5 separate regions of the Homo sapiens genome follow, and regions 1, 2, 3 and 5 are each linked to region 4. A link is a loop called in an ENCODE intact Hi-C map of the cell type or tissue named here. Cell type or tissue: PC-9. All regions are shown on one strand.

What was found. Hi-C counts contacts between places; a loop is a spot of excess contacts. Peaks named below come from ENCODE experiments on the same cell type or tissue, not always from the same donor. Only the 100,000 strongest peaks of a DNase experiment are listed, where the experiment ranks them.
Region 1: it touches region 4 in a loop (17-fold over the local background); 2 of 110 quality-filtered maps call a loop at or near these places.
Region 2: a loop joins it to region 4, with 13 times the contacts of the local background. A loop is called at or near these places in 6 of 110 quality-filtered maps.
Region 3: it touches region 4 in a loop (4-fold over the local background); 6 of 110 quality-filtered maps call a loop at or near these places.
Region 5: it touches region 4 in a loop (38-fold over the local background); 11 of 110 quality-filtered maps call a loop at or near these places.

The regions. Positions count from the first base shown.
Region 1 is chr15:71,008,585-71,013,584 of GRCh38, reverse strand. LRRC49 (leucine rich repeat containing 49) reads right to left here. Exons shown (of 16, transcript NM_017691.5): 12 at 4,969-5,000; 13 at 3,593-3,778; 14 at 672-781. Among named protein-coding and RNA genes, the nearest start is that of THSD4, 100 kb to the left of the region's middle. In PC-9, CTCF peaks have their summits at 1,697 and 1,897 (motif pointing left); no DNase peak of the experiment used is centred here.
Region 2 is chr15:71,530,732-71,535,731 of GRCh38, reverse strand. All of the region lies in intron 7 of THSD4 (thrombospondin type 1 domain containing 4), which reads right to left. Among named protein-coding and RNA genes, the nearest start is that of THSD4-AS2, 160 kb to the left of the region's middle. In PC-9, a CTCF peak has its summit at 2,623 (motif pointing left); no DNase peak of the experiment used is centred here.
Region 3 is chr15:70,891,100-70,896,099 of GRCh38, reverse strand. It overlaps THAP10 (THAP domain containing 10), which reads left to right and starts at 3,667. Exons shown (of 3, transcript NM_020147.4): 1 at 3,667-4,256. The coding sequence starts at 3,828. LRRC49 (leucine rich repeat containing 49) reads right to left here and starts at 3,274. Exons shown (of 16, transcript NM_017691.5): 1 at 3,158-3,274; 2 at 2,460-2,516; 3 at 164-251. The coding sequence starts at 3,205. RefSeq lists an enhancer at 3,314-4,012. In PC-9, a CTCF peak has its summit at 2,934 (motif pointing left); a DNase peak (open chromatin) is centred at 3,449; H3K4me3 peaks cover 2,497 bases; H3K27ac peaks cover 1,863 bases.
Region 4 is chr15:71,798,529-71,803,528 of GRCh38, reverse strand. No RefSeq gene overlaps it. Among named protein-coding and RNA genes, the nearest start is that of NR2E3, 9.5 kb to the left of the region's middle. RefSeq lists a silencer at 485-779. In PC-9, CTCF peaks have their summits at 655 (motif pointing left) and 2,164 (motif pointing right); a DNase peak (open chromatin) is centred at 2,248; H3K27ac peaks cover 387 bases.
Region 5 is chr15:71,384,669-71,389,668 of GRCh38, reverse strand. The region is part of intron 6 of THSD4 (thrombospondin type 1 domain containing 4); the gene reads right to left. Among named protein-coding and RNA genes, the nearest start is that of THSD4-AS1, 200 kb to the right of the region's middle. RefSeq lists enhancers at 2,190-3,083, 3,147-3,681. In PC-9, a CTCF peak has its summit at 2,926; no DNase peak of the experiment used is centred here.

The DNA.
Region 1 (5,000 bases), 790 kb after region 4:
TGCCCTGGCTCAGGCCCTCATAATCTCTCCTGGCCTACAGAGTAACCATTTGATTGGTCTTCATTACTTCAAGCTCTGCCTGCTCAAATGGCAGCCTTTCTACAATGTAAATCCAATTATATGATTGCTTGTGCTTCATTACAAAACACAAGTTTTCATTTTTGCTTGGCATGGATTGGAAAGCTCTTCAAAGTCAGACCACAATCAGTCTTTCTAGCTTCATTTCCTATCATTTATTCATAATCATCCCATGTTCCAATTATACTGAGCTATTTACAATTACTTGTGCTTTTGCAGATATCTTTTCCCCATATCCTCTACCTGAAAACTCCTACTCATTCCCAAAGAACTAGATAAAATGTTTTCTCCTTTGTGAAGCCTTCCCCAGTGTTATTCCAAAATATGGTTAGTCCCTCCTACAGCCCTCCCTTATAGCACCTGAAACATTACGTTTTAATTGTATGTGTATATCTTTAACTTATTAGACTATAAGCCATACGAGAATAAGGACTTCATCTTATTTATCTTAAGATCCCCAACACTTTCAATAGGCCAGTCTAGGATACATGTTTATGGAACACATAATTAGCATAGTTAGGAGGTATGTGGAATTTATTTCTTTTTCTAGTGTAACAGTAATTCTATAAAAAACTACAAAAATTAAAGGTTACCTGGCATCACCCAGAATGGAAATCAGACGATACTGGGGTAACTCAGAAGATGCTACATGTGCTAGGATTCCAAAGAGCCTTTCAGCCATTATCATATCATTCTGTGTCACCTGAAGAGACACAATAGAAAGGGGTAAAAAAATGACACCAACTCTTAGCTGAATAAAACTGATATAATCCCAAAGAGAGATCCAAATTAAATATTATCTTTTAAGCCCACAAAAGCACATTCTCCTGTGCTGTGGAAAGAAGAGTTTTCATTGATATTTTTCTTTCTTGAGTTAAAATGAAGACGTATAATTGTGGTTCATGATGATGGAAGCTGATTGGAGGTGATGAGTCAGCTCTGATTTAGAAGCTGTCTTTCCTGAGAATTACACTTGAGGTACCTTCAATTTTTAGTATTTTTTTTTTTCAGAAATCCTATAGCTTCTTGGATTAGAATGATTTAGAGGAAAAAATTCCCAAGTATCAATGGGATAGATTCATTTTAATAATGTGTCAAAGGTAAGCCAAGGTGTTGGTCATACCTTGCTCCTATAGGGATAATTTTGTCCCTTCCTGAGAGATGGAACTTTCACTGAATTAGCAAGGATGCTCCTGTTCATTCTATCAGTCTTTCTCCCCAAAAAGAATAACTTGTCACAAGTATACCCTATGAGGACCCATTCTTACATTAACCAAGAAAGTACTAAAAGCTGAAAGCAGTACCTGTATTACTATCTGGGGATATTTTCTTTAATATAAAATAGGGTTGCTTACATTTTAAATACTGTTTTTTTGTCTATATATAATTCAATGATCCCAGCCAAGAGCCATTTTGCCCCCTACAGAACAACTGGCAATGTCTGGAGACATGTTTAGTTATTTCTGGACATTACGGGCATCTAGTGGGTAGAGACCAGGGTTGCTGTTAAACATGTCACAATGCAGAGGACAGCCCCCACAACAAAGAATTATCTGGCTCAAAATGTCAACAGAGCCAAGGTTTAGAAACCCTGGTATAATTAAATTTTGGATCTTTTGAAAATTTGTTCCTGACACTATCTGTAATACTCTTCACAGGCATTTTCTTTAAAACAAACCAATAATTCACAAACATACCTATGAATCAGTGCAGGCTAACTCTCTTCCCTTCCCTGGATCTTCACAGTTAAGGAGACTTCAAATTCTTCCTTAGCTAATAACTAAGTAGTGTTTGGTCCAATATAGTCACCTAGTGGCCAATGCAGGCCACTACTCCATGTTTTCTTGATGCTATTAATTCAATTTAATTCTACCTCAAGCAATATCATTCTTTTTTATACACAGAGAAGTAAAAATGCAGTGTAACATTACTATCTAAGGTCAAGGACCTAACAAACAGGAATATATTTTAGGTATTTTAATAAAGTGTCAAATATCCCTGGCATTGAGATTTTCAGAAATTTAAATCAGAATAAATTATATTGGTTCTTTCTAATTCTTTCTAATTCTTCTCCACTTTATATAACTACACTATTCCTTCCTGATTCAAAGTTTGATAATAATGGGTATTATTCTAGTAATAATCCATATCTGGGTAAATACACCATTTAGGGTTAACTGAGGTAACGGTGTGTTACCTCAATTAAGGGAGACTCAGTCACCCACAGTAAAAATAACCATTCTATTTCCAGTCTGGGCTAACTTTGAAAACCTTTAGGACTAATTATTAGGTCCTTCCAGGGACTCACAACCTCACCTCGGGGGAAGTACCAAATAGTATACATGAGTACACAAGACTGAGCCAACCCTCTTGAGAACTAGCTGGAGAAATTAAAAGTCATCTGAAGATTCAGATTTACCCAACATCTTCAGCAGATGGCTGATTCTGAGGTTACAGAAATACCATGGTTGATGCAAATTTCATATAGCTGCTTGTACATTGATCCAGAGATGTACAGTCTCCTCATAGTATGCTGAATTTTTGGAGTTAAGTATCTACCTGTACTGTATCAGCTGCAGGGAAACACAGTTACTGTGCCAGAAAGTTGATTACAGTTAATCTTACAATAAAGAGGTCTTCTGAATTTCAAGAGATATTGTAATAAGACTAACAACATATTAAAGATGTTTTTTTTTTCCTCTGGAGGAGTGTTTAAATTTAGTAGAGGTGGAAGCATAGCTTCTCTCTTTCCTTCCAAATTAATATTTTAAAAGAACATGGCTTTTGAGTAGCTGGGGGATTACCTTGTGACAAGCTTAGCAGAATCAATCTAAAAATAACTTTTCACTAATAATTTTCCAGCTATTCAGCTCCAGACCTGAGTTACCCAATGTAGTCATGGCACAGTGGTTGCTACCAGCTATTAACAAAGCTTTCCAGACATTTACTTATACTTATTTTATTTTCTTTTTCTCTTATTTTCACTTTCTCTTATTTTATCTTTCTTCCTGGCTTATTTCTCCTTTTCATCTCTTCTTTTTGTAAGTCATCTTCTTCCTCCCCTTTTTTTTCCATTTTATTCTTCCCTTTCTCTACCACAATACCCTTATTAGTTGACATTTAGGTTTTACTTCCTTATCCCCTCTTGCATAGCAGGCAGTCTGCAAAGTACTTTGAGAAATACAAAGATCACATTACTTATAAAAGAGTTATTTTTTATTTTTATTTTTAACTGTCACCCCACCATTTTATTTCACTGAATGCTTACAAACAACAGTATAAGTATTTGCCATTTACTATAACCTGGTTACTATTTTATTTTTACAATTTATTTAGTTCTTTGGAAGTTTTAAAATAGATTCTTAGCCTTTTGACATTTTAAATGTCAATTTAAAAAAAACCATTATATCTCAAATGTTCTATCATGGTTACTTAAATTCCTAAACATTTAAAGTAACTATTTTCACTAAGAAGGAATATTTTTATTCTATAGTTCATCTAGTTTTTAGCTTACCTCTGTTCCATTTATTTTCTGCATACTGAAATGGCTTAGCCTAAACAGTACATAGTATTTCCAGAGTGTAAAATTGACAACTGGATTTCCTTGAGGATCAATTGTCAACTGGTCAATACGACGGAGTTGGGCTAGTGCGTTAAATTGCTGCAGCATTACAAGATTTGTTTCCTTGAATTTAAGGTGCTGCAATGATAAAACACAAATACAGATCAGAACATTGATTTTAACCATATTGAAATATTAACATTAAAGCTTCACTAATCATTCCCCAGGTAAATATGTAAACTTTAGGCTTAGCAAATATGTTTTCAATTACATTAAATCAACTGAATGTACTAAACTTACATAACTTTAATTCATCCAATGCACCATTGATGGAATCCATCCAATATTGAATTCTGGGTGACTCCTTCTACAAATGACAGTCTCACTTATAAACCAACATTCTTTAAAGATACATAAATATCAAATAATGCAGATTCTTTCAGGAATTATTGATTTTATATGCTTTACATTGACATTAAATAAATTTTTTTAAAAAGACTGGAAATGAAAATTTCAGAACTTTATAAATACAGGCCCCCACAATTTTCCTGAGAAGAACTAGTTAGTTATTATTACTTGTATCTTGCCAAACACTACGTAGGATAGTTATACTGGCTATAGAAAAATCAAATCACTAAAACTGCAATGTTAACGCAAGCATTCTGTCTGTGAATCTAGATGCTCTTTTCTAAACATACTGTCTTCACCTCTAACTATCTTTTTTAGGGAGAATGAAGTGAAAATAAAAACAAAAACCCACCAAAAAGGCAGGTGAGGGAAGTCTCTTGGCTGACAGAGAAAAACACAACAATAATAGAAACTCAAGAGAGAACTCATTACAGAAATCACAGTTTCTACAAATGCATACTAAATAATACAATGACACCATAATTGAGGAAGGCTAATTTCTCAAAGTAATTTTAATGAGCTATTAAAATTATTTTCAACATTGTTAGGGGACAACTGTAAAAATTATACAGTAAATATACATTTCACCATTACCAGGTACCATAGGTGAATACATAAGGCTATGTGGTAAGGTGAATCACTTATAAAGTAGAAATATATAACTTGAATAAAATTATATCAGTCTTTTTCTACTCCACAAAGGATCATTTTTTTTGAGATAGAATTTCAAATGTTAACATAAAACTTCAAGGCCATTTATGAATACTAATTTAAATCCTAGCTCAAGAAAATCAACACAAAACTTAAATCTTCCTGCCAGATAGAAACTACATAAATACAAGTTAAAACAGGTCTTTGGCCTGAACACACAAGTCATTGACTAAGAATATTCAAATATACTACTAAAAGGAAATATTTACCAGAGAATTAGGAAACTTAATCTTCAGTTTAG
Region 2 (5,000 bases), 270 kb after region 4:
AAACATACAAATGGTCAATAAGCACAGAAAAAGATGCTCAACATCAAGAGTCATTAGGGAAATGCAAATCAAAACCACTAATCAAATACACAGGTGATAACAAATGTTGGCAAGGGTGTGGATAAGCTGGAAATCTTACATACTACTAGTGGTCAGGTAAAATGGTGCGGCTGCCTTGGAAAAGTCTGCAGCTGTATCAAAAAGTTAAATGTAGAATTACCACATGATCCAGTAATTCCAATTTTAGATATATACCTAAGAGAAATGACAACATATGTCCACATGTTCGTAGCAGCATTATTCATGATAGCCCAACCCCCGAAATGGACGTAACTCAAATATCCATCACCTAATGAACAGATATATATAAAATGTGGTATATCCGCACTACAGAATATAGTTTGGCAATACAAAGCAACGAAGTATCGATACATGCTACAAAATGGATGATCCTTGAAAAGATATATTAAGTGAAGGAAGTCGGTCACAAAAGACCATTCGTTAAATGATTCCATTTATATGAAATGTCCAGTATAGGCAAATGTATGGAGACAGAGAGTAGATTAGTTGTTTCACAGGCCCGAGGAGGGTGAGCGGAAATAGGGAGTGACTGCTAATGGGTATAGGATTACTTTTGGGAGTGATGAAAATGTTCTAAAGTTATACTATGGTGAGAGTTGCACAACCCTGTGAATATAAATATACTAAAAAAATGAAATCAGTGAATTGGATGATGTATAAATTATACCTGTTTTTTTCTGTTTGTTTTTTTTGAGACGGAGTCTCGCTCTGTCACCCAGGATGGAGTTCAGGGAACAATCTTGGCTCACTGCAACCCCTGCCTCCCGGGTTCAAGTGGTTCTCATACCTCAAACACACACACCCACCACCACACCTGGCTAATTTTTGTTGTTTAGTAGAGACAGGGTTTCACCATGTTGGCCAGGTTGGTCTCGAACTCCTGAACTCAGGTGATCCGCCCGCCTTGGCCTACCAAAGTGCTGGGATTACAGGACATCGTGCCTGGCCATAAATTGTATCTTAATATGCTGTTTAAAAAGTAGGCCATAAAATGCCATCCTTAATATAATTTTATTTTGAGCAAACATAAAAGGTGAGTATCACATTCTTTTAATTTTGTTATTTTCTAATTGTTTTTACAGTGAGCAGAAAAATATAGTAACAAAACAAAAATTATTCTCATTTGGAAAAATAGTGAAATGATAAAAATGGGAATGACCATGAATAGGCAGTTCACAAATGAAGATACACAAATGCAATATGAGACTCTAATACGAAAACCAATTTAACATTAATAGTAACCAAAGATACACAAAATCAAATAACACGTTGCTACGTTCATCTGGAAAATAATTTTTATGAAGGATAAATGCCCATTACTGGCAAGAGTCTAGGGAAACAGGTAGTCTGACACAGGGTTGAGACTGCAAATGAATACAGGTGCTTTAAGAGTTGGGCTTTGGCCAGGCACTGTGGCTCATGCCTATAATCCTAGCACTTTGGGAGGCTGAGGTGGGAGGATTGCTTGAGCCCAGGAGTTAGAGACCAGCACGGGCAACATAGTGAGACTCTGTCTCTACAACAAAATTGAAAAGCTAGCCAAGTGTGTTGTGTGCACCTGCAGTCCCAGCTATTCAGGAGGCTGTGGTGAGCTGGGATCGCGCTGATGTACTCCAGCCAGGGCAACAGACCAAGACCCTGTCTCTGAAAGTGTATACAAATCACTTCGTATCTTAACATGATTTTAAATCAGTAGGTCTGGGATGGGGCCTGAGACTTTGGATTTCCAATAACCCCTAATGATATTGGGGTTATTTTAGTTCAAAATATATGCATTACTAAGCCTGCCAATAATGCCTACTTAGAGCACATCTCCTACCCGATCAGTAGGTCTCCCCTTCATCTTCAAAGCTAGCAATGGCAGGTTGAGTTCTTCTCACAACCTTCCCTCATCTGCCTTGGTCTTCTTCCACCTTTAAGGACCCTTGTGATTAAATTTTCTCCTACTAGTCAGGTGGGAGTCCTGCTCTAAGCAGGCAATATCAGCGGACTTCATAATGCATACATTTTCAACGAACACCAGTTCCATCTCTGAGAATCGTGGACATGAGCCAAAATTTGTCTAAAAAAGAGTTTTCATCTTGGTATTGTTCATAATGGTGAAAAATCTTAAATAATGTAAACATTTAATCACAAGGTCTGAGTTAAATACATCTTACTGTATGTTCTGAGATACTCTTTAATTATAAAACTAAGGTGTTGTAATATTTAGTGACACTGATTGGTGTATGCTGTATTGATGTGACAATTTACTAAGTGAAAAAAAGTTACAAAAGGGGATTTCGAGGATGAAACCATTTTCATTACACACAGAAAAAGTGATCAGAAGGCTATTCTCCAGCATGGTAATGCTGGTTACCTCTGCACGGTGATTTTTATTTTCTCCCACTTGCAAATCTATATTTCCTAGTGTTCCCACCACAAACACACAATACTTACGTAATAAGAAGGAGTAACGAAGTTTATTTTGATCCTGCTCAGATTACCGGGGATTTGCCCCACGGGCAACCCAGCTCAACCAAAAGGTGCAAAAGCTCCATCTAGAGGTTATTTTATCAAACTGCAGGCACCTGATCCCAGAAACCCAGGGAAGACTCAATTGCTCAGCAAATACAACTCATACTTCAGAAGGCACACACATGGCAAGTGAATATCTCAAAAGGACTGGCTTTCTTTCCATGACCAAAGGTGTTCACTCTCTGCCTAAATGGAAAACTTTACAACTCCCACCAGTGGAGCTGAAAAAATATTACCAGTGGGAAAATGACAGAGCCAACCAACTCATTGGTTTTCTTCCAAGGGTCTTCAACACACTCCTTCTCTAATCTTATTTTTACTTAATTAAATATAATTTTCTGCTTCGAATAGAACAGAGATGATTATTACTTTCTGAAAAAAGAAAGAAAGAAAATGGCTTTGCATGTTTTAAGAGATTTGTCAAACATCTATATTATAAACAGCCAGCACCAAACACTCTGGTGAAAGAGTTTAACAAATATGTGGCAAGATAAATTCTACATTAAGTAATTCCACCCTGGCTGGATGTGGTGGCTCACACCTGTAATCCCAGCAGTTTGAGAGGCCAAGGCGGGCAGATTGCGAGGTCAAGAGATTGAGACCATCCTGGCCAACATGGTGAAACCTCGTCTCTACTAAAAATACAAAAAAAAAAAATTGCTGGGCATGGCAGCATGTGCCTGTAATCCTAGCTACTCAGGAGGCTGGGGTAGGAGAATCACTTGAACCCAGGAGGCAGAGGTTGCAGTGAGCTGAGATGGCACCACTGTAATCCAGCCTGGTGACAGAGTGAGACTCCATCACACACACACACACACACACACACACACACACACACACACACACACACTCTCTCTCTCTCTCTCTCTCACCCTTTGTTGTTTCAGTCAGTGCTAAGAGTTTAGTGTTGGCATTGCTGACGGCTGTTACCCTTCTGGGTCATGTCTCTCTTCCCTCTAGGCCAAGGCTATAGAATAAGCACCAAAGGTCCCAGTGACCACCGTTGCATGTCTGCTCATGGCAGATTAACACAACAGTGTAACCTTACTTACTCCTCAGCATGGCTTGGACTGTATTTTAGGCTGCAGGACTTACAGAAATTTCTGAGGACTTGGAGAAAGTACGGGAAAAAACTGGAAAAACTGACCTTGCAGTAAAAGCTTAAGACTGGGGTTATGGGTGAGCTGGAGAAGAGGAACATGAAGAGGGGGACACACTGATGGTTTTCAAGTTCACAAGGGATTCTAATGCAGCCCTGGTCTTCCTCCACCCAGAATTCAGGCGTCTTCTGCCCAGTTTCTGCTTCTCTTATTTGGCAGCTGGAAAATATCGGGGAGACTAACTCAGAACAAAGAGCTAATTAAGTGATAACTGAATTGTAGTGTTACCTCTCCCTGCATTTCAACAAAAGAACAACATTTAATGAGTGCTTGATCTGTGCCACTAGGCACTGTGTTAAGAGACCACGAGTGTATTCTCTGTTTTAAATAACATGCCCAGTGGACAGGTCAGGTCAAGGCTTGGAAAAGTTAAGTGACTTGCTCATGATCACATGACAAGTCTGCAGCAAAGCAGGGATTCAAACCCAGGGCGTCTGTCTCCACAGCCGAGGTGCTTAACCACAATGCAGTAGAAGAATCTTACTGACTGCATTTTTGAAATGTGTCTTGAATTCACCCACTTCTATCCATTTTCATGTGTCCACAAGTTCAAGGCCTTGCACCTCCCGGGATTTTTTTCAGTCACTTCCTAACTGATCTCTGGGCTTCTACCTTGTCTATTTCCAACACAATTTCCACATCTTGAGTAGAATGATATTTTAAAACAAGAGCGGAAACAGGTCATTCTTTTATTACTTCAGGCGTTTCCTATTGCCTGTAGGATGAATGAGGAAGTCCTTAGGTCTGAATTTAAGAAGTCCTTAGCCAGGCCCAGAAGCCCAGCAGGATCTAGCCCCATCCCACACTCCCCAGCCCCTTCCTTATGACCCTCTGGTCTCCCTCTAGCTCCTAGCTCCTTCCTGCCTCAAATGTTCACTCATTTTTTCCTATGGCTCTAAACTCATCCCTTCTTTTGCCTGGCCAAGGACCACTCCTTCAGGTCTCTGATAGAAGCACATTCTTCCAGAGAGGCATTCTGACTCAAAATCTAAGTTAGCACCCCTGCCCCTATCCCCGTCAATGCCCCCGCCCCCCATTTAATTTCTCTCTAAGCCCCTGTACTTCACTTTCTAGACCCCCTTCCTCATCCACAGCACAGATTTCTCATGTAATAATCTCTTCAAGTAGACAGTAAGATTCCTGAAGGCAGAGGCAAAGATTTTTTTTTTCGGGGGCTTGGTACACAGTAGGTATCAACCCATGTTTTCTGGTGACCATATGAGTGAAAGAGAGCAAACACTC
Region 3 (5,000 bases), 910 kb after region 4:
TATATATAACCAATGATTTAAAAAAATACCAAACCAATTTGGTCCCAATGAACAATTTCATTTTAAATTCAAGTTTATTTGGATCTAGTAATTCAACATTATTAAACACTTAATATTATTCAAAGATGATGAACCACATCTGATCTCTATTCACTGACAATACCTTGCCTACTTGAGTAGTTTCTTTCAAGGTCATGTTGTAAAAGTCTACCGGGGAATGACGATGTGTCTTTATTTAGCTTGAATTCAACCTGAAAAACATTATTAAAGAAAAAAATATTTGGAGACAAATTTAACACCAAGCAGTGAAGATAAATTAAAAAAACATATAATAACTGATACACATGGTACAATGTGGATGAACCTTGAAAACATCATGCCAAGTGAAAGAAAACTGACACAAAATACCACATTGGCAAATCCATAGAGATGGAAAGCATATTTGTGGCTTCCAGGCATTTAAGGGAAGCAGGGAATGGGAAGTAACTGCTTAATGGGTACAGGGATTCCATTTGGAATGATGAAAAAATTCTGGAACTAGATAGAGGTGATGGCTGCACCTCTATCATTGTATTTTACCACCCACAAAATCAGGATCAATTTTATGAGGTCAGATACAAGATATTCCAAGCTGAGACACTTCCAATCCCTCCACGCTCTCACCACAAATACAATGATTAAAAGAATCATTTGCTTCAAAAAAAAACACACAATATAAATAAAATGCTGTTGAAAAAATCACTGTTTTGATCATTATAATCCTTTTAAATGTCCTATTATAATATAATAAAATTGTATATTTAAGCCTTCTAAGAAAGGTTTTCACTTGATCTAAAACTGATCTAAAATAATTATCTGGTGGGAGGACTGAGAAAAACAAAACCAGAACAACTTCTTATGATTAGCCACAAAAAACCCCAAATATGTATCTTGAATTAATTAAGATACTTCTAATGTATCCATACTATAAACATTATGTTGGCATTTGCATTATATCCTTAGGAATTATATGACCTAAAGGTATTTTCTCAGAATAGATGTCCACACAAGAGAAAGTGAATGGTTTGGAAAAAATATTTAGATGAGGCACACAGCTCTAGAAACATTATAATGGTGGAAAAGGATTTGTCCAGAGAAATCAATTAGGAAAGCTCTGGAGAGAATCCATTATGCTCAATTATAATAAATAATATTTTCAATTAATCTAACTGCTGTTTATTTGAGATGATCAAATTGTCTATTTTCTGAGTGTTTACCATTTTCATATTCATATATAATGTAATCAACAGCTGCCTCCTTGACTAACGATGTCCTTCCATTTACCTTCCTCATGCCTTTTCTTACCCTTCTTCATGCTGTTATGTGTGAACTCTGCCCTTCACTTTAGAGTTCTTCCAGTGACGCCTATTTAATAACTTTTTAGGACACACCTGAATTGTGATGGTTAGAGGTTTCCAACTTGGTCAAAGGAGGAAAAATCATGTTGTGTCTTGAGACATAGTGTGTAGAAAGTAGGTAAGTATAAATGCTGAGGTGAGACAGAAAGGAAAGAAAAACATGTTTATCTCAAAATCTCAAAAATTAAATCAAAAGCCAGAAATTCTAGAAATGCTAGAGACATTATGGGGAAATAATCTTGGGGAAAAAAATCTCATATTCATATCGTAACTTCTAAATAACGTTAAGTCTAACATGTGTCCACTGCTAACCTATTTTTTTCTTCCCTGATTTTAAATGGGATGTGTGGATATGCCCTCCCAATTACCATTTTATCTAAGGTGTCATTAGTAGTAAGACATACCATTATTTTACCCTCTATTAAGAAAGAAAAAAAACCTCCCCAATTAAACTATGACATGCCATCAATTTTAAGAAGGCTCCTGATTTCAGAAATGTGTAAATATCACTGGGTGCGGTGGCTGTTGCCTGTAATCCCAGCACTTTGGGAGGCCAAAGCAAGCGGATTGCTTCAGCTCAGGAGCTCGAGAACAGCCTGGGCAACATGGTGAAACCTGTCTCTACAAAAAATACAAAAATATTAGCCGGGCGTGGTGGCATGCACCTGTGGTCCCAGCTATTCAGGAGGCTGAGGTGGGAGGATCGCTTGAGCCTGGGAGGCAGAGGTTGCAGTGAGCCAAAATTGTGCCACTGCACCCCAGCGCCCCAGCCTGGGTGATACAGCTAGACCCTGTCTCAAGAAAAAAAAAAGTGTAAATGTCAAAAAAAAAAAACAAAAAAACCCTTACCCTTTTGTAATCAATAAAATCACATTAAGTTTTTTAAAGAGGGCTATTTTAGCTTTATGTAGGCAGAAAGTAAGAACTAGCTTTAAACTGGAAATCAAAGCAAATCTACTTAAATTTTTCAGTTTAGAATCTATCTACACTTTAAGTCATGCTGCTATTTGTGTAGAATTTAAAACAATCTTCAATTTAAATGCCAACCTTCTTAAATCTTACTTTGTTTTTTTCAGGAAGCGATGATGTTTGAATAACCAGATGAAGCCCGCAGTTCACCTGAAATGTAAAAATTAAACCATAAAATTTGCTCTTAATACACAAACACATATTTCCAAAAAAAAAAAAGGTACAAACAGAAATACAACAAAAAAATAGAACACAATGCTCTATTTCTGTTTCTGGTAAATGATCTTGTTCTGAGGATTTGCTGAAAACAATAAAATCACATCTAAGAATTAAAAGGTTTCACTGATTTATTTTCCAAAATGTCGGCAGCAATTTAACCCTCTAGTTAGTACCTCAGGCTTTCGACATTTGCCATTCAGGTCTAAATAAACATCTCAATGAGACAGGTGAAGGAGGTGGGAGTCCCTAATGATAAATTCTCTTCACAGTTAAAAGGAAAAGAAAAGAAAAAGGAATTGACTGGCCAAAGGAATTTAAATAAACCCAAGCCTTTCACAGCAGACCAGCTCCACCTTCTGGGGAGCCCAGATCCTGGACAAGACTTTGAGTACCCATCATACAATATTAAATTGTGCCTTGGTCCAGCCCACGAACCTCAAACCCTGGTCAGACAATAGCTTGAGTAGACCCAGCGGTGCCGGTCCTAATAATACAGCCCATCTCCTAGGACAAAGACGCCAGTCAGAAAGAGTACCAGTGGGAAGAAAGAGAAAGTAGAAGGCCCAACTTACGTTGTTCGCAGCCCGGCCAGAAACAGAGCGATATTTCCCGGGAATCATGATAGGAGACAGTCCAGGTTCTCTGTTAGATCTGCCTTCCAGGTGACGCTACAGCGGAGATTCAAAGAGACCCGAAAGAGGTCATCTCCCAGGCAACCTGCTCAGGGTTACCATGGAAACGACCATTTCCGGTCTGGACCTCTCCCGAATCGATAGAGCCACACAGTCGTTGCAGCTTCTAGTTGTATTCGTGAGAGCCCAGTGCGTCACCACTTCCTCGTTCTATTTTCCCAGCCTCATAAAAACAGAGCGGGAGTATTGGGAGGAGGATAAGCTGGGGAAGAGGCTGGCCACACTGGTTGCTATAACCACCACCACTTCCGGTCCGTTCCTCTTTACGGCCCACCTCAGCGCTGCCCGCGCGAAATTTGTATCCCTCTGCTTGTGTCCACTGGCTCCTGGGGAGCAGCGCAGGGAGGAGGAGGAGGAAGATATCAAAGAGCCCTCCCATTGGGGGCCCCAGATCGCCACTTCCGGTGACCAGAGGTAGGGAAGGAAACAATCCCGACCCGGAGTGGACAGGTGAGGAGGGGAGGACTTGCCTCGCCGAGGCCGCTGCGAGGAGCGTGCCCAAGGGCGAAGGTCCAGGGAACCCGGCTCCCGCGCACCGAAGACGGCCGCCATGCCGGCCCGTTGTGTGGCCGCCCACTGCGGCAACACCACCAAGTCTGGGAAGTCGCTGTTCCGCTTTCCCAAGGACCGGGCCGTGCGGCTGCTCTGGGACCGCTTCGTGCGGGGTTGCCGCGCCGACTGGTACGGAGGCAATGACCGCTCGGTCATCTGCTCTGACCACTTTGCCCCAGCCTGTTTTGACGTCTCTTCGGTTATCCAGAAGAACCTGCGCTTCTCCCAGCGCCTGAGGCTGGTGGCAGGCGCCGTGCCCACCCTGCACCGGGTGCCCGCCCCGGCACCTAAGAGGGGAGAGGAGGGAGACCAAGCAGGCCGCCTGGACACGCGAGGAGAGCTCCAGGCAGCCAGGCATTCTGAGGCTGCCCCAGGTCCAGTCTCCTGTACACGCCCCCGAGCTGGGAAGCAGGCTGCAGCTTCACAGGTAAAGAGAGACCACCGAAGGTTGTGTAAGGACCCCTGGACTCTGGCTGGGCTCCTCCACTTAGTGTCACCTTGGGAAAGGCACCTCATCTCGAAAGTTCCTGTTTTCTAATCTGCAAAGTTAGGGGTGTGCTTTAGAGGTGATCTCCAAGGTCCCACTTATCATTAACACTTTGGAATTAAGTGACCCAGTTAATTCCTTCTAACTGCTCCTCCCCCAAAACTCACACACACACACACACACACACACACACACACACACACACACACACACACAGAGTCTTGTCCTGCAGAGTAGTGAGTTGCTTTCACTCGCTGCTCCAGAGTTTTTAAATAGAAAGGGTTTAATTTGAGCAAATCTCCAGGATTGGAGTGCTTGAAACTGTGTTGCATAACATTACATAAGCTTGAGGAAAGTCCCTTATTTGTGTCACAAATGATGGGGCGAAGGAGATGTGGAGCTACAGATGAAGATGATGGAGCTTGCTAATAAATCCCTTCCCACCCCAAGCTTCCTTTATGACTGATAACTAGCTCCAGCTGCCTTTAAGTTCAGTATCCCTAGTGAGCTGACTTTCCCCATCTTGCTCTCTTCTGCCTACTTTTCTGTTCCTTCTAAACATTGTTTGCACTCATTTTGCATCTGGTTACTACTACCTTCTTCCCCACGTACCATTTTAAAGAAAACTTTCCAGCCTTCCTTGTGATAAACTTCAGCCTTGCCACCATTACACAGATTAAATTA
Region 4 (5,000 bases):
AACAAACAAACAAAAAACAAAACAAAAACTTCTGTGGAAGTCGAATTATTTTGAAGATAAAATATTTAAAAACAATATATACAATTAGAATATATTAAGGGGTTATTAGTTTGTTATGACAATGGTATTGTGGATATGTTTAATTAAAAAATAATCCTGCTAGAGATATACTCTGAAGTATTTACAGAAGTGAGTCAATGTCTTGGATTTGCTTTTAAAGACTGTTTTTTTTTTTGTTGTTGTTTTTTTTTAATAAACGAATGAATGAAAAGAGGGAGTAGATGAACTGAGGACTGAAGGTGATAGTTATTGATATGGGTGATGGGTACATGGGTGTCATGGACCTTTTATCTCTAATTGCTTTTGTGATTGAAATGTTAGGTAATAAGTTTAAAATATGTATACACATACAAGCTGCCTACACGAACAATGAAACAACAGGTGCCACTGATGACTTTAGACGCTCTACAGGCTCCTCAGCTTGGACCCTCCCCACCCTACTCTGTCTCCACTGCCCATCTTCGCCTTGCCTTGCAGCTTTGGAGGCTCTAAACTGAACCAGGTGACGCGCGCGGCAGGAAACCCCCGGTGCTACTGGGGAACTGCCGGGCCAGTCGGTGGACCAGCGCCCCCTCCTGGAAGGACAAAAAGCGCAGCGAGAGGGGCCGGTGCCACCTTGCGCTTCCTCTGACCTCGAGTGCTGGCTCTCTCCTTCGCGCTTCTGGCTATACCCGGTTCTGGCTCGGCTCGGCCTGTTCTTTCCCTCTTTCTCCAACCGACTCCTCCTCACACTTCAAGACCAGCTCCAAGGTCTCTCCTGAGAGCACGCACTCTATCATCGCTCCTCACATCCCAGGCCCTATCAGAAACAATCTTACGCCCTTTCTTTGCAGTCACCCGGCTCCTCCAATGTGCACAGAAGCTTTGTGAGACCAGGGTCTTGTCGATCTTGTTCAACGGCATGACACGTAGAAGGAGTCTGATAATTATTTGTTGACCGCCTGAGTGGACGTAAGCTTGCCCTAGTCCTGGCAGCCTGCGGCGGCTTCGGCTTTCTGCCCTGCCCGGGGCCCTGTGGGCATCTCTCGGGCATCCTCCCGGGACCGGGTCCCAGCAATTGCAGGTCCCAATGGTGTCCGGAGGCCCGGAGTTGGTTCTTTCCGGTGGGTTCTTTGTCTCGCTGGCTTCAAGAATGAAGCTGCGGACCTTCCCGGTGAGTGTTAAAGCTCTTAAAGGTGGCACAGACCCAAAGAGTGAGCAGCAGCAAGATTTACTGTGAAAAGCGAATGAACAAAGACTCCACTGCACCAAACTGGACTCCCACTGGTTACCAGGGCTGGCTGGGGTGGCCAGCTTTTATTCCCTAATTTGTCCCCGCCCATGTGCTGCTGATTGGTCCATTTTGCTGAGCACTGATTTGGTCCATTTTACAGTGTGCTGATTGGTCCATTTTACAGAGTACTGATTGGTCCATTTTATAGTGTGCTGATTGGGGCATTTTACAATCCTCTTGTAAGACAAAAAAGTTCTCCAAGTCCCCACCTGACCCAGAAGTCCAGCTGGCTTCACTTCTCATCAGCAGTCGCGGGGCCACACACCCTTATCCTATGAGGCCGTTTATTCTGCCATGAGAGGTGTAAAATGTGTTTTAATAAAAGGCATTTACCTGGCCAGGACCTAAACTGATTGAAGCAATAAGCTACTCGGAAGGGAATGCTATTGTCCTAGGGGGCTTTCCAGGCTGCCACAATGATGTTCCATTACCCAGAGAAGCAGCATCCCCCTGGCACAAGACAGTGGTTTCCAGGGCGTGATGACTGAAGGTGCTGGGAAGGGTGGGTCCTTCTGCAGTCTCTACCGGGACTCTCTCTGCTTTCATCTGTTTCATAGTTGGTCAAATTTTGTTTGAAGAAGTTTTTTTCTCTTCCTAAAGAGTGACAAGTGGGTAGCATTGAGCCTCAGGTATGAGACCGTGCGTATTAGCTGGGTGGGCTCGGCCAAGTCTCTTCACCTCTCTGGACTGTTACTATGAGGAAATCATGGAGCTAATAGTGGAGCTTCACGTCTGGGTGAAGGCAGAGGACCGAATCAGAGGACCTCTCAAGTTCTCTCAGATCTGATTTATTGTACCCAGAATCACAAAATAGCAGGTAGTTGGATCCACTTGGAATACCCTGAAAGGCCACAAGATGGAGGTGTTACTCCATGAGAAAAGTTTGGCCTGCTCTGCACTGTTCCATCCCCCAATTTGTAGCCTAAGAGACTTGAGAATTTCTTCTTTGGAATTGTAGCAAAGTAAACACTTCACCAATACGCACTTGCATCTTCAGGCAGAGGATTTAAGCTCTTACTAAAGAACCCCAGCGGTTCCCTATAGCGTTTCATGCACAACTTTTTTTTTTAAATCAAAGCACCAAAGAGGGGCTGAGCGACAGTCAGGAGACTATCTGACGCAGAGGTGGCATCCCCGCCCCCTGGGAGTATCACCCCATTGTGTCCTGATACACTGGCTCATGTGCGTCAGAGCTCCTGACATATCGCAAACACCCAGAAAACAGATGTTGAGTGGAGTGGATGCTGGATTTATTTTACTGAATCACGTACTTGGCATTAAAATATACGGTGTCCCCTACAGAGGGTTTTCCATGTTCCCATAGGAACTGTTGAGATTTTTTTTTTTTTTTTGAGACAGAGTCTCTCTCTGTCGCCCAGGCTGGAGTGCAATGGTGCAATCTCTGCTCACTGTAACCTCCACCTCCCGGGTTCAAGCAATTCTCCTGCCTCAGCCTCTCAAGTAGCTGGGATTACAGGCGCCTGCCACCACGCCTGGCTATTTTTTTGTATTTTTAGTAGAGACAGGGTTACACCGTGTTGGCCAGGATGGTCTCGATCTCCTGACCTCATGATCTGCCCGCCGCGGCTTCCCAAAGTGCTGGGATTACAGGTATGAGCCACTGCACCTGGCCAGGAACTGTTGAGATGATTGGAAAATGGCTGGAGACAGATGCTTTGTCTAGAATTTGGTTTCCTGTATTCTAGAAGTGATTGCCTCAAGGCCCAGATTCCCAGGATTTGGAGATCAGTGAGCAGGAAGGGCATTTACTGAGTCAGTCCTGGGAGCAAGTGTCAGGTGAATCCTGGCAAACCTACTATGGACAAGGGTGTCGCCAGAGAAAGATGAGATTCTGTGCATGTGCTTGGCTAGGAACCTCTGTCATGTTACACTTTGCTGGTAGGTAAAGAAAGTATGAAAGCACCGGGATTAGGCAAACTTGGCTCCGGCAGGAAGGATGTGTCTTAAGCAGCAGACACTAGGAATGGAGGCAGGGTGACATGGAGGAGTGAGGGGTGTTGACTTCTCATGGCCCTGCCAGTCAGGGGAGCTGGAAAGGTACTTGGAGGAGGTGGTACAGAGGTGATGACTGGGGTCACCTGGCAGAGAGCGTGAGTGATGATCAAGAGTGCATGGCCGGGCACGGTGGCTCATGCCTGTTATCCCAGCACTTTGGGAGGCCAGGGTTGGCAGATCACCTGAGGTCAGGAGTTCGAGACCACCCTGGCCAACATGGCAAAACCCCATCTCTACTAAAAATACAAAAATTAGCTGAGCGTGGGTGGCGGGCGCCTGTAATTCCAGCTACATGGAAGGCTGAAGTGGGAGAATCACTTGAACCCGGGAGGTGGAGGTTGCAGTGAGACAAGATCACACCTCTGCACTCCAGCCTGGGTGACAAGAGCAAAACTCCATCTCGAAAAAAAAAAAAAAAAAAAAAAAAAGAGTGCATGGCTCGGCATGGTGGTTCATGCCTGTAATCCCAGCACTTTTGGAGGCTGAGGCAGGTGATTGCTTGAGCTCAGGAGTTTGAGACCACCCTGGGCAACAAAGTGAGACCCTGTCTCTACAAAAAAAATACTAGTTAGCCTGATGTGGTGGTGCACACCTGTAGTCTCAGCTACTTGGGAGGCTGAGGCAGGAGTATTGCTTGAACCTGGGAGGTCAAGGCTGCAGTGAGCTGTGACTGTACTACAGCCTGGGTGACAGAGCGAGGCCCTGTCAAAAAAAAAAAAAAAAAAAAAAAAAGGGAGGGAGGGAGGCTGGGCACAGTGGCTCATACCTATAGTCTTAGCACTTTTGGAGGCTGAGATGGGTGGATTGCCTGAGCTCAGGAGTTTGAGACCAGCCTGGGAAACATGGTGAAACCCCATCTCTACTAAAATACAAAAAAGTAGCTGAGTGTGGTGGTGCATGCCTGTAGTCCCAGTTACTCAGGAGGCTGAGGCAGAATTGCTTGAATCTGGGAGGCAGAGGTTGCAGTGAGCCAAGATTGTGCCGCTGCACTCCAGCCTGGGCAACGGAGCGAGACTCTGTCTCTAACAAAAAAAGGAAGGAAGGGAGGGAGGAAGGGAGGCAGGGAAGAAAGGGAGGGAAGGGATGGAGGGAGGGAAAGAGGGAAGGAAGGAGAGAAGGAAGGAAGGAAGGAAGAGTGAAAGAAAGAAAGAGTGAGTGAGTGTATGCCTGGAACCTGAGAGCCAGAAAACTTTTTTGGACACAGCCCTGCCTGCTGTTCCCTGACGGTGTGCTCACCACCAGCATAAATGAACTGAACATTCCTGAATCCTGGCTGGACCATCCTGTCAGGGCCTGTGCATGGAGGAGGCCTGGTGACCACCACGAATGGCCTGGACAGGTCCTGACTAGCTATTTGCTACCTTCATGGCCTCCCTGACCCTTGTGGCAGCCAGGAACGTTCAGCCCTTCCTGAGTGGGTGACTGGGGATGGAGCACAAGAAAGCCTGTTTTGAATTATCCCATGCTCCACACCATTCGTTATTCCAGTGTGTGCACACTCGAGTAACACTCAGACGACCTTTAAAAGAAAATAATTGGAAGATGGCCGAATAGTAACAGCTCCGGTCTACAGCTCCCAGTGTGAGCGACGCAGAAGACGGGTGATTTCTGCATTTCCATCGGAGCTTTGAAGAGAGCAGCGGTTCTCCCA
Region 5 (5,000 bases), 410 kb after region 4:
TAACAATTCCACTACTTTGTATATACCTCAAAGAACTGAAAACAAAGTCTTGAAGAGATATGAATACGCTCACATTCATAGGAACATCATTCACAGTAACCAAAAGGTAGAAGCAATCAACTGCCCATCAGTGGATGAGTGGGTAAACACAATGTGATATAAACATACAGTGGAATATCATTCAGCCTTAAAAAAAAAAAAAAGAGGAAATTCTGACACGTGCTACAACATGGATGAACCTTGAGGTGATTGTGCTAAGTGAAATAAGCCAGTCACACAATGACAAATAACATATGATTCTGCTGCTCGGAGGTACCTAGAGTAGTCAAATTCAGAGACAGAAAGTAGAATAATAGTTGCCAGGGGCTGAAGGGAAAGGGAAATGGGGAGTTTCTGTGTAATGGGTATGGAGTTTTCATTTTGGAAGATGAAAAGAATGCTAGAGATTTGTTGCACAACAATGTGAATGTACTTAACACTACTGTACACTTAAAAATGGTTAAGATGGTGGATTAATCCATTTTCACGCTGCTGATAAAGACTGGGTAATTTATAAAGACAAAGAGGTTTAATGGACTCAGTTCCATGCAGCTGGGGAGGCCTTGCAATCATGGCGGAAGGTGAAAGGCAAGTCTTACATGGCAGCAGGCAAGAGAGAGAATGAGAACCAAGCAAAAGGGGTTTCCCCTTATAAAACCATCAAATCTCATGAGACTTATTCACTACCATGAGAACAGTATGGGGGAACCACCCCCATGACTCAATTATCTCCCACCGGGTCACCTCCTACAACACATGGGAATTATGGGAGCTACAATTCAAGATGAGATTTGGGTGGCGACACAGCCAAACCATATTGGATGGTAAGTTTTATGTTTTTTATATATATATATTTTATCATATTATCACAATTTTTTTAAAAAAGGACTCAATATGCCTGAGTCCATACAAACATCCAAAGCCTGCTCCCTCCCTACACACACACACACACACACACACACACACTCTCTCCAAAGAATCAAATCAATACTCGAATGAAACAAGTAAGTAAAATTGGTGAGCAAATTAGAGTAGCTGAGATGATCTCCTACCAGACCACTCTGTCCTATAGGGACTGGCTTTCTTGTTTTTATTTTTCCCCCCTTCATCTAAAGCTGGGCATACAGGAAGAGCTGAACAACAGAAGACCTTTCAGTAAGGAACACATTCTGGTAGATGGAAAAATCAGCCGTCCTTTGGAAATGAAGATGACATTACTGACCCAAAACCAATAAAGCCTGCATGAAAGTTGCTGTGTTCCCCATTACTAAGGATAAATTTCCATCACTTCACCCACATTCTCCTACTATAAAGTACCTGGCACCTAGTGGGTACTCCATATAGGTTTGGTGAGCAAATTAATGAATCACCTACAGGCTAAAGGGAACAAACCAAGCAGCTATGCAGCAGAAATTTAAGAAGCCCTCAAGAGTGTTAAAAACGCAAACTGATTGCCTCTTTCTGGATGAATTCAAGGGATGATTTATGTGAAAGAAGGTAAAGTAAGTTCTTGTTAAAGTCTCAGGTTTTACAGAGAAAGTGTGATATCCTGAGTGTAGTTTTGATTTGTCTTCTGTTTATGTGTGTAAACCACAAAAGCAGTTAACTGTTGATGGCCAAATAACAAATGCCTCTGTCTCTCCCAGGAGAGATTAAATAGCTCTGGGTTGAGGGGGGAAAATAAGATCAAAAGAAGATCCAGACATCCCTGGCTGGCAGGCAGCAAGAGGTCCCCTGGCCAAGGGAGGGTAACCTTTGCTTGAACCTAGAGCAGTTTGGAAGAGGGGTTCTGGGCTGAGAAAAAAATCTTTAAGATGCTTTTCCTAAGCTGTGCTGACCAGGATTCTGAGCTACATGCCTGAGATTCCCTGACCAGACCATAATATTTCCTTCTAAGCCTTTGTTGTATATACTTACAATCAACAAGAAAGATTTCTCTCTTTTTTAAGGACAGCACATAAAGCAAGTTCGGGATGAAAGTTGTATCTTCATATGACTGGTACAGCTTTTGGGAAAGTAAGACAGATATCAGGCAACATAATTCATACCCACTGACCCATTCATCCTCCACCTGGAATTTATTCTAAGACTAAAATCTAAAACAGCATATTTCCTTTTTTCCTGAAAATGCATTTGAATGAATTTTGAGTTATTTTGTTTATACATATTAGGAAAAAGACTCTAGGGAAGGAAAACAAATTATAAAAAAATGATACCCTTTAAATCTCAAGGCACGTTGTCTGTCTACAGTGAAACCCCGTGTAAGCCCCGATTCTTGGGTACCATTTGGTTTGGAGAGAATCACCAAATCACAGCATCCTGAGCAGATAATGTAAATGTTTCCCTAACACCTGAGTTCACCCAGACAACAATGTCAGTCAAAAAGATCCCTTTCTATAGTCTCTCAGCCTGTTTTTTTTTTTAACGTTAATGAGTTATGCCTAGCAGGTAGTTTCCAGCGCACAGCTATTCATTCTTCAAACGTGATAAAAGCATCCGGCCCAAGTCCTAAGAAGCCTAAAACAAAACACAAGCAAACTGAAAACAACTTGACCCTATGCCCATAGGCTGCAAAGGAATCTCTAGAGACCAGAAAAGAAAAAGACAGCACAAACAAAAACAGAAAACCCGGAAACCTTGCCTCCTAAAGTAGCAAGCAGTGTAATGCAAATACATGTTGATTACGAGGCGAACAGAATCCTTTTCTGTTCTGTTTCCAAACACAAAGCTTAGAAAACAAATGATTTTTGCCAAATTCTTCTAAAACAAGGAAACAACTGGCGAATGCTTTCATCATTTAAAAAGCTAACCCTCTGAATTAGGAACTCAGGTAACACTTAAAGTTTCTTTTAAAAAGTATTATTTATTTAAAGCTCAGGAGTCTACCTATTTTAGGGGTCTTCTCTTTGTCTCACTCCTAAGAAACAAACCATCATGTTTTAGAAAGCGAAGCTGAGTCCACCTGTCAAACTTCTCTTTCACGTGGTAACATCTCCATCTGCTGGAAATTTAAATGTCTGCATTAAAGGCAGATAATGTTAGCTTTATTTTTCTATAAATTTATGTCTAATTCACATTTCCATTTTCTCTTACATGTGTCAGTATTTTATTGAAAATATATGCCCCTTTTCCCTTTTCTCTGAGGTTCCCAGTGGTCTCTATTGTCATGGTATTTGCAGCACCTCCCCTAACCCCCTCTTGGCCTTCTCCACATGCTTTGGGCAGGTCCTCATCAGTCTTTCTTTATAATTGTACATCCTTATGTTAGTCCTGGAACCCTTGGCTGAATCTGGAAATTGCTTACCTGTCCTCCTTGGGTAGCATTCCTTTGAACTATTATCTTAGCTGCTCACAGCATGAGCTTCTTTATTTGGCTGGCAAACCATTAAGTAGCTGCCTGTTTTGTCTTTGATTTTTAATGGAAGTCAACCCATTAACATTTGGGCAGCAGAAACAAGGCTGTGGTTGTCACTCTCTGATTTCTGGTGTTGCTTTTCTGTACGTTGGCATTTATTCAATCTTCACTAAGCACCTACTCAGTAAACAGTCCCAGGAAATACTGGTGCCTATGAGACAGAGAATATGATTTCTTCTCTGACATTTCTGTTGGTCCGCTAGCTACTTAAGCATCACTTTCCTCATTTTTCCTTAGAGTTCTGCCTCCATTCTGCCATTGCTTTCTTTAAACTAACACACAGTTCTACTGATAAATTGTTGTTTCCTGGTGTTAAACTCACAGCATGAACATCAGCAGCTTTCCGGACCCCCATCTCTTGATCTGTACAGTAAGGAGGTTGGGATGATCTCTTAAGTCCATCCTATTTATGAAGGTGTTAAATTAAACGAAACGTGATTTGAGAAAGCCTCCATATTTGCATACTCAAGCCCTTATGTAACCAAAACCTAACTCTGTAAACAAACCATAAATCTAATTTAGGAATTTGGCTTTGTAACAGATAACTGAGTCTCAGCCAATCAGGGCAGCCAAGTTTCAGTCAATCACAGGTGGCCACGTATTCAAACCAGGTTCAAATTTATTCGCTTTAGCGAACTCCAAGCTCTAAGTGAGCCAGCTGTTTCTATAAGTCACTTCTGTTTTCTGTACAATCCTTCCCTTTTTGTGTCCATAAGTGTCCAGTCATGTGGCAGCCCCAAAGTCTTTCTGAACCTGTTCTGCTTCTGAGGGCTACCCGATTCACAAACTGTTCTTTGCTCTATTAAACTCTTATTTGTCTAAGGTTTTTCTTTTAAGAGATTAGTGTCACAAGTGGGACTCAAAGTCAGACTCCAATGACCCCCAGGAACACCAGGCAACCAGGTGAGGTATCCATGGAGCCCAAAGTGCTCACTGCTCTCGTTTGTAACTGGAGGTCATGGGTTAGTTTTTCTCTTGAGTTCTGAACTCCACAGCGTTGTGTCTAGAGCTCTCCTAGTTTATATGAGCAATTTTTTTTTAACTGAATTGGGTTCGGAAGTCACGAAAGCAACTGGACTGGATCCAGGATTGGATTGGATCCAATAATTAACTGGACTGGATCCAGCTATAGGCCTCAGATGTCTGACAGAATCAAAGGGAAACTGGCAGTAAATGGCAATTACTGAAGGGGGTGCAAACTCCAGCTTTCAGAAATTTGCAGGGATTTTGTGTCCTATCCTCATCATTTCTTTTTCTTGCATGTTTAGGTAAAGAAAAATCATTGGCTAAGCTGGTTAAGGGGATCTGAGAGCCAAGGCCAACATTCAACATAAAAATGGGATCCTTAACTTTGGAAGAATTGAGTACTCCACTTTCTTGTCATGTCTACCTTTACATGTATTAGTATTAGGCCCTGAAAGGCAAAGTCTTACTGAAGATAATTTAAAATTACAATGCCGTTATGTGGATGGTTCCAAATGAACGGCACTGCACTTTAAGAAGTGCATTTTAAAATGTGGGCTCCAGAACTAGGCTCACCCGGGAA